Linked DNA regions of Mus musculus: region 1 is linked to region 2. Evidence: chromatin loops called from intact Hi-C (ENCODE). Cell type or tissue: left cerebral cortex. All regions are shown on one strand. Links, peaks and the distances in the headings refer to the core of each region. The heading gives the core; the rest is flanking DNA.

Region 1 (2,920 bases), core at 212-2,711, 59 kb before region 2:
AGCCCAAGCTGGCCTCAAACTCAGCTATGTCGTATTGAATTTTTTGTTGAATTTTTATCATGGATTCTAGTGGGTTTTAGTTGTTATTTTTATTTCTTTAAAACAACCCTATGGGGGCGGTGTTACTTTTTTTTTTAAATTTATTTATTTAAATTTTTTTTGTTGTTTTTGAGACAGGGTTTCTCTGTAAAGCCCTGGCTGTCCTGGAACTCCCTTTGTAGACCAGACTGGCATTGAACTCAGAAATCTGCCTGCCTCTGCCTCCCAAGTGCTGGGATTAAAGGCATGCGCTACCATGCCCGGCCTTTTTTTTTTTTTTTTTAAAGGTTTATTTTATGTATGTAAGTACACAGTTGTTTTCTTCAGACACACCAGAAGGGGGCATTGGATTCCATTACAGATGGTTATGACTCACTGTGTAGTTACTGGGAATTGAACTCAGGTCCTCTAGAAAAACAGTCAGTGCTCTTAACAGCTGAGCCATCTCTCAAGCCCCAGAGTGTTCCTTTCTTAAGTGCTAAGAATTGGACTTCATTTGAGCCCTGTGGGGCAAATGGGTGATATTGGGGACACATGTTTACCATGTGTCATGGACTACAAAGTAGGATCATTGCAGTAAAAATGGGCCAGTGGTTTAAGATATACTAATTTGCCCTTTCTTTCTGCCTAAGCCTAAGCCTTGTCAGTATTGCAACATAATTGCTGCATTTATTGGGAATAAATGCCAGCGCTGCACAAATTCAGAGAAGAAGTATGGACCCCCATATTCCTGTGAACAGTGCAAGCAGCAGTGTGCATTTGACAGGAAGGATGATCGAAAGAAGGTAAATGCTGTGTTTTTCTCCTTCCTCTCCTTCCTCTTCTTCTTCTTCTTCTTCCTCCTCGACTTCCTTCTCCTCTTTCTCTTTCTCCTCCTCTTAAGGAGTTGAGTTGGGCCCAAATCAGGTGGATGTGCTTTTGAGACCCTTCCCTGCCTCTGTTACCAACCTTGAAGAGTTAGACTTTGTTTCTTCATTCATCCAATCTTGACTATTCTAACATTTATTTAAATAAAGGTTTTTTGTTGTTGTTTTTGATTTTGTTTTTGAAACAGGGTTTCTCTTTGTAGCCCTGGCTGTCTTGGAACTAACTCTGTAGACCAGGCTGGCCTCGAACTCAGAAATCTGCCAGCCTCTGCCTCCCAAGTGCTGGGATTAAAGGCGTGTGCCTGGCTCATAAAGTATTTTGTTACCTTTTTTAATTGTGTTTATATGAGAGGGATGCTTTGTTTGTTCGTTTGTTTATTTAGAATTATTTGTGCATGTTTGGCCTGCATATATGCATGTGCACCACATGTGTGCTTGGTGCTGGAGAAGGTCAGGAGAGGGCATCAGACTCCCCGGTCTTGGATTTGGGTGCTGTTGTATTCACCATGTATGTGCTGAGAATCAAACCAGGGTTCTCTACAAGAGCAACAAGTACTCTTAACAGCTGTGCCATCTCTCCATCGGGTCTCCCATTTTGCTTTTTTAAGACAGGGTCTTGGACTAGAGAGGTGGCTCTTCAGTTAGCAGCACTGACTGCTCTTCCAGAGGTCCTGAGTTCAATTCCCAGCAACCACACAGTGGCTTATAAACCATCTATAATGAGGTCTGATGCCCTCTTCTGGTGTGTCTGAAGACAGCTACAGTGTACTCATACATAAAATAGATAAATGATTCTTTAAAAAAAAAAAAGACAGAGTCTCTTTGAATCTGTGGCTATCTTTTGTTTTTCGAGACAGGGTTTCTTTGTGTAACCCTGGCTGTCCTGGAACTCACTCTGTAGACCAGGCTGGTCTCGAACTCAGAAATTTGCCTGCCTCTGCCTCCCAAGTGCTGGGATTAAAGGCCTGCATCACCATGCCCGGCTTGTGGTTATCTTTTAACTTGCTATATAGACCAGGCAGGCCTTAAGTGTCGAGATTAAAGGGCTGTGCCACCATGCCCTATCTATTTCTTCCCTTTACAATTACATTTTGGGTATTTGCTTTTGTGTTCTTATGCACGCACATGCCTGCCCTTGTACCCCAGGCACACCTGTGGCAATCAGAGGCCGGCTTGCAGGAGTCCGACCTCCTCCTCTGTGCTTCCCAGGCCTGGCAGCAGATGCTTTTATTCACTGAGCTGCCTTGCTGGCCCCTATCATTTCTGTTTTGTTTTGTTTTGTTTTTTGTTTTTTTGAGGCAGAATCTTAACTCCTTATCCTGTCTTAGAACTCACTCTGTAACACAGGACTGAGCTACCACCAGTGTCTTGTCTGTCTGTCTGTTTGTCTGTCTGTCTCTCTCTCTCTCTCTCTCAGCAGAGTTAGAGTTTAATAAGAAAGACGTTGGGGCCCCGGGAGGAGTTCAGCCCCTCTGGCTGGGTTGAGCACCCAGCACCCGCATGACAGTGTCTAATGACACCTGTCACTCCAGCCTCATCTGATCTCCAGAGGCACCCGGTTGCCTGTGGTACACAGATGTCTCTGCAGCCATACACCCATACACATAAAGAAGATAAATCTAAAACATCTTTATTTTAAAGGTATTGGCCCAGATACCATGGCACATGTCTTCTTTTTTTTTTTTTCGAGACAGGGTTTCTCTGTGTAGCCCTGGCTGTCCTGGAACTCACTTTGTAGACCAGGCCGGCCTCTGCCTGCAGAAATACGCCTGCCTCTGCCTCCCGAGTGCTGGGATTAAAGGCATTCGCCACCATGCCCGGCTACATGTCTTCTTTAACATAGGTGAGACAGACAAATCTCCCTGGGCGACATAGTGAATTCCTAGAGACACAGAGATACTTGGTAAGACCATGTTTCTCTGTGTGGCCCTGGCTATCCTGGAACTCACTCTATAGACCAGGCTGGCCCTGAACTCAGAGATCTGCCTGGCTGTGCCTCTTGAGTGCTGGGACTA
Region 2 (2,920 bases), core at 327-2,826:
TGAGGATGCTGAGGCCATCTCAGACTCCGTGAGACCCTATCTCAGAAGACTAAATGAAAAGAAGCACATTTCTGATCTCGTGGCTGGCTGGTTTGGATGGTAATGGTGAATCTAAGGCCTGTGCCATCAGACATGTTCAGAGGGGCTGGATAGATGGCACAGCAGCTGAGAACAGTGTCTGCCCTTCCAAAAGACTATGGTCTGATTCCCAGCACCTACTCACCAGCTCATAGCCATCGGTAGCTCTAGTTCTGAGGGATCCAACACCCTCCAGGAATGTACATGGTATACAGATTGCAGATAAAACATCTATATACTTTTTTTAAAAAAGAAAAAATTTGCTTGTTTGGTTTTTTCAGTATTGAAATACCTGAATGTGCTAAAATGTGCATCGTATGTTTTACAGATAGCATAGAAGCCAATGTGGAAAGCTCGGAGGTGCATGTGGAAAGAGCCACTGATCAGCTACAAAGAGCTGCTTACTATCAGGTAAAAGCCAGAGTCAAAGAAAGTCACTCTATGCTGTAGACTCTGTGAACTTCCAGGCTGTGTTAACACATTGCTGGCAGCTGCAGTCTTTTGCTTGAGTTTAAGCTGGATGCAGGCAGTCATAGTTTGCAGCTCTAGTCCCATTTTTAGTATTTATTTTTGTAGCCAGATCTCCAATACCATCAAATCCTGAATAACTTACATAGAAGCTGTGTGGCTATAAAGCTAATGCCACGAGCTAGCTTGATGCCTAAAGTCTAGCATGATGCTAACCTTATATCCTAAATGGGGGACTGTTGGGAGAGTAAGAGCCGCAGGACAGCAGAGCTTCAGAGACCCTGTAGCCGACTGCTGACTCAGAGCATGGAGCCATAGAACCGGCTGTGACGGACGGCTCATGGTGAACAGGCCTCAGGCACCATGGAGGTGATTCTGCTGGCTTTATGACTTTTTTGAGTCTTTTTGTTTTGTTTTGTGAGACAGGGTCTCACTGTGTAGTCCTGGCTGGCTTGGAATTCACATTGTAGAGCAGGTTGTCTTGGAACTCAAAGAGATTCTCCTGCCTCTGCCTCCCATGTGCTGGGATTAAAGGTGTGTGGCACAGCACCCTACTCTTTCTGAGTCTATAGTTGAGGTTTTAGATATTAAAAATGGTGTTGTATGACCTTTTAGAGGTAACTAGCATTTTAGTCATTTTCTGTATTCCTAGGGTAGCTGTATTTTACCTGGGAATATGCTTGAGGAAGTTGAGTTTCATAACAGTATTCTTGAAAAACTGATGATTTTAGTTCACAGCAGTAAAAGCGTAATCACATCTACTCAGGGTCGTAGTATGTGGGAGCTAAAGGATGTTGATGAGATTGTAGCAGAACAGGAGCGTTTGTGCTAAATGCTAACAAGAAGAACACCAAATGTACAGGCTGATCCAGTTACTCCAAATGGGGATGTGCACAGATGAGGGAGTGGGAGGAGCCTGGCATGCTGGCATGGGCCTGTAACCCAGCTTTCCGAGGCCAAGATAGTGGATCTCTATAGATTAAGCTAACCCGGACTATAGAGAGAGCTCCAGGCAGCCAAGGCTACGTAGTGAGACCTTATCTCAAACAAAAAGATAAACACACAAACAAGAGAGCAGAAAGAAGTAGAATCTTATGTTAACAGTCTTACATATGGATGATTATTTTCTTTCTACTGCTCATATATTTTACAGTAAACATACAATCTGATAGGTGTGGAGTGAGTTATTAAAATGCACACACAAGGGCCCAGAGCGAAGGCTCAGTGGTTAGAGCAGACAGGAGCCCGGAGTCCAAATCCTCAGCTCCCATCTCCCACGGGGGATTGTGGCACTGCTTGTAATTCCAGCCGATTCAAGAGTAGACTGGCTTGTGAGACAAGTCACATCAGCAGATAACACCTAGATCAAAGGCACAGCTCCCTCACAAATTTGTATTTGGGGACGATGACACTTGCAGTACTACTTAGAACTGTGGACTTGAGATTTTTGAGAAGATGTTTGCATCTTTATGCGTGGCAAGAGTTAATTCCAGGCTGGGGATGCCACTCAGAAGTGAGGCGCTTACCTAGCATGCACAAGGACCTGGGCTGAATCTCAGCAGTGAACTATAAGTATGTTCTGAATGACAAGGAGATGCAGGATTCAGAGGATGACGCACTCCGAGTCTTAGGTATACAAATGTCTACTTGTTTCATGAGTGTCTTTAAATATTTCTTTCCTCAGAAAAAATCTCGCAAGAAGATGTGTATCCTCGTGCTTGTCCTGTCAGTGATTGTTACAGTCTTGGTAGTTGTTATCTGGGTTGCTTCTAAATGAAGTGCTTGCCTCAGAGCCTCCTCCTGCTGAGTTGTTTTCAAGGGCAAGTGCTTGAGAGAGTCTTGCCAGAACAGACTGACCACAGAAGAGAGTGTACCAGAGTGTCCTGTGATAATTTAGCTAGAATCTAACTACTAACTAGTCCTTGGAATTAGTGACCATGGAGACAGTATTTATCAGTTTATGCATACATTCTATTCATTTGTCAAATAACGAATTACCTTATTCCTTTGTATTTTCCTTTCTCTTGTATTTTGATTGCCCTTATTGCAAGTGTTTATTGACAGTTCCATCGTGGATATTCTTTTTGACAGGTGACACTACATCATAAATTTGTCTTTTTGTATATACGCAAACTTTACCTTTTTATGAGTATCTGAGATAAATTTCCATCTGGAGCCAGCCTATTAGAGTCTGAGAAACTGTACAATATGCCAGCAATTTTTATTATTTAACATTTTGATTTTGTTTCTGAGGGGTCTGTTTTCTGTTTTGTAAGATTTTGGCACTATATATAACTGGGGATTAAGAACATTGCACCCGTGACTTCAGACAAAATGAGAAGAACCTGGCAGAGCCGGCCCACTGCCAGGTTGT

Evidence for each region. Hi-C counts contacts between places; a loop is a spot of excess contacts. Peaks named below come from ENCODE experiments on the same cell type or tissue, not always from the same donor. Only the 100,000 strongest peaks of a DNase experiment are listed, where the experiment ranks them.
Region 1: a loop joins it to region 2, with 3 times the contacts of the local background. A loop is called at or near these places in 14 of 42 quality-filtered maps.

What each region holds. Positions count from the first base shown.
Region 1 is chr4:132,914,023-132,916,942 of GRCm38, reverse strand. Fam76a (family with sequence similarity 76, member A) reads left to right here. Exons shown (of 9, transcript NM_145553.2): 4 at 672-824. Among named protein-coding and RNA genes, the nearest start is that of Fam76a, 7.1 kb to the left of the region's middle. In left cerebral cortex, for the core only: a CTCF peak has its summit at 1,645 (motif pointing left); no DNase peak of the experiment used is centred there.
Region 2 is chr4:132,854,869-132,857,788 of GRCm38, reverse strand. It overlaps Stx12 (syntaxin 12), which reads left to right. Exons shown (of 9, transcript NM_133887.4): 8 at 407-489; 9 at 2,231-2,920. The coding sequence ends at 2,323. Among named protein-coding and RNA genes, the nearest start is that of Ppp1r8, 13 kb to the right of the region's middle. In left cerebral cortex, for the core only: no CTCF peak of the experiment used is centred there; a DNase peak (open chromatin) is centred at 1,415.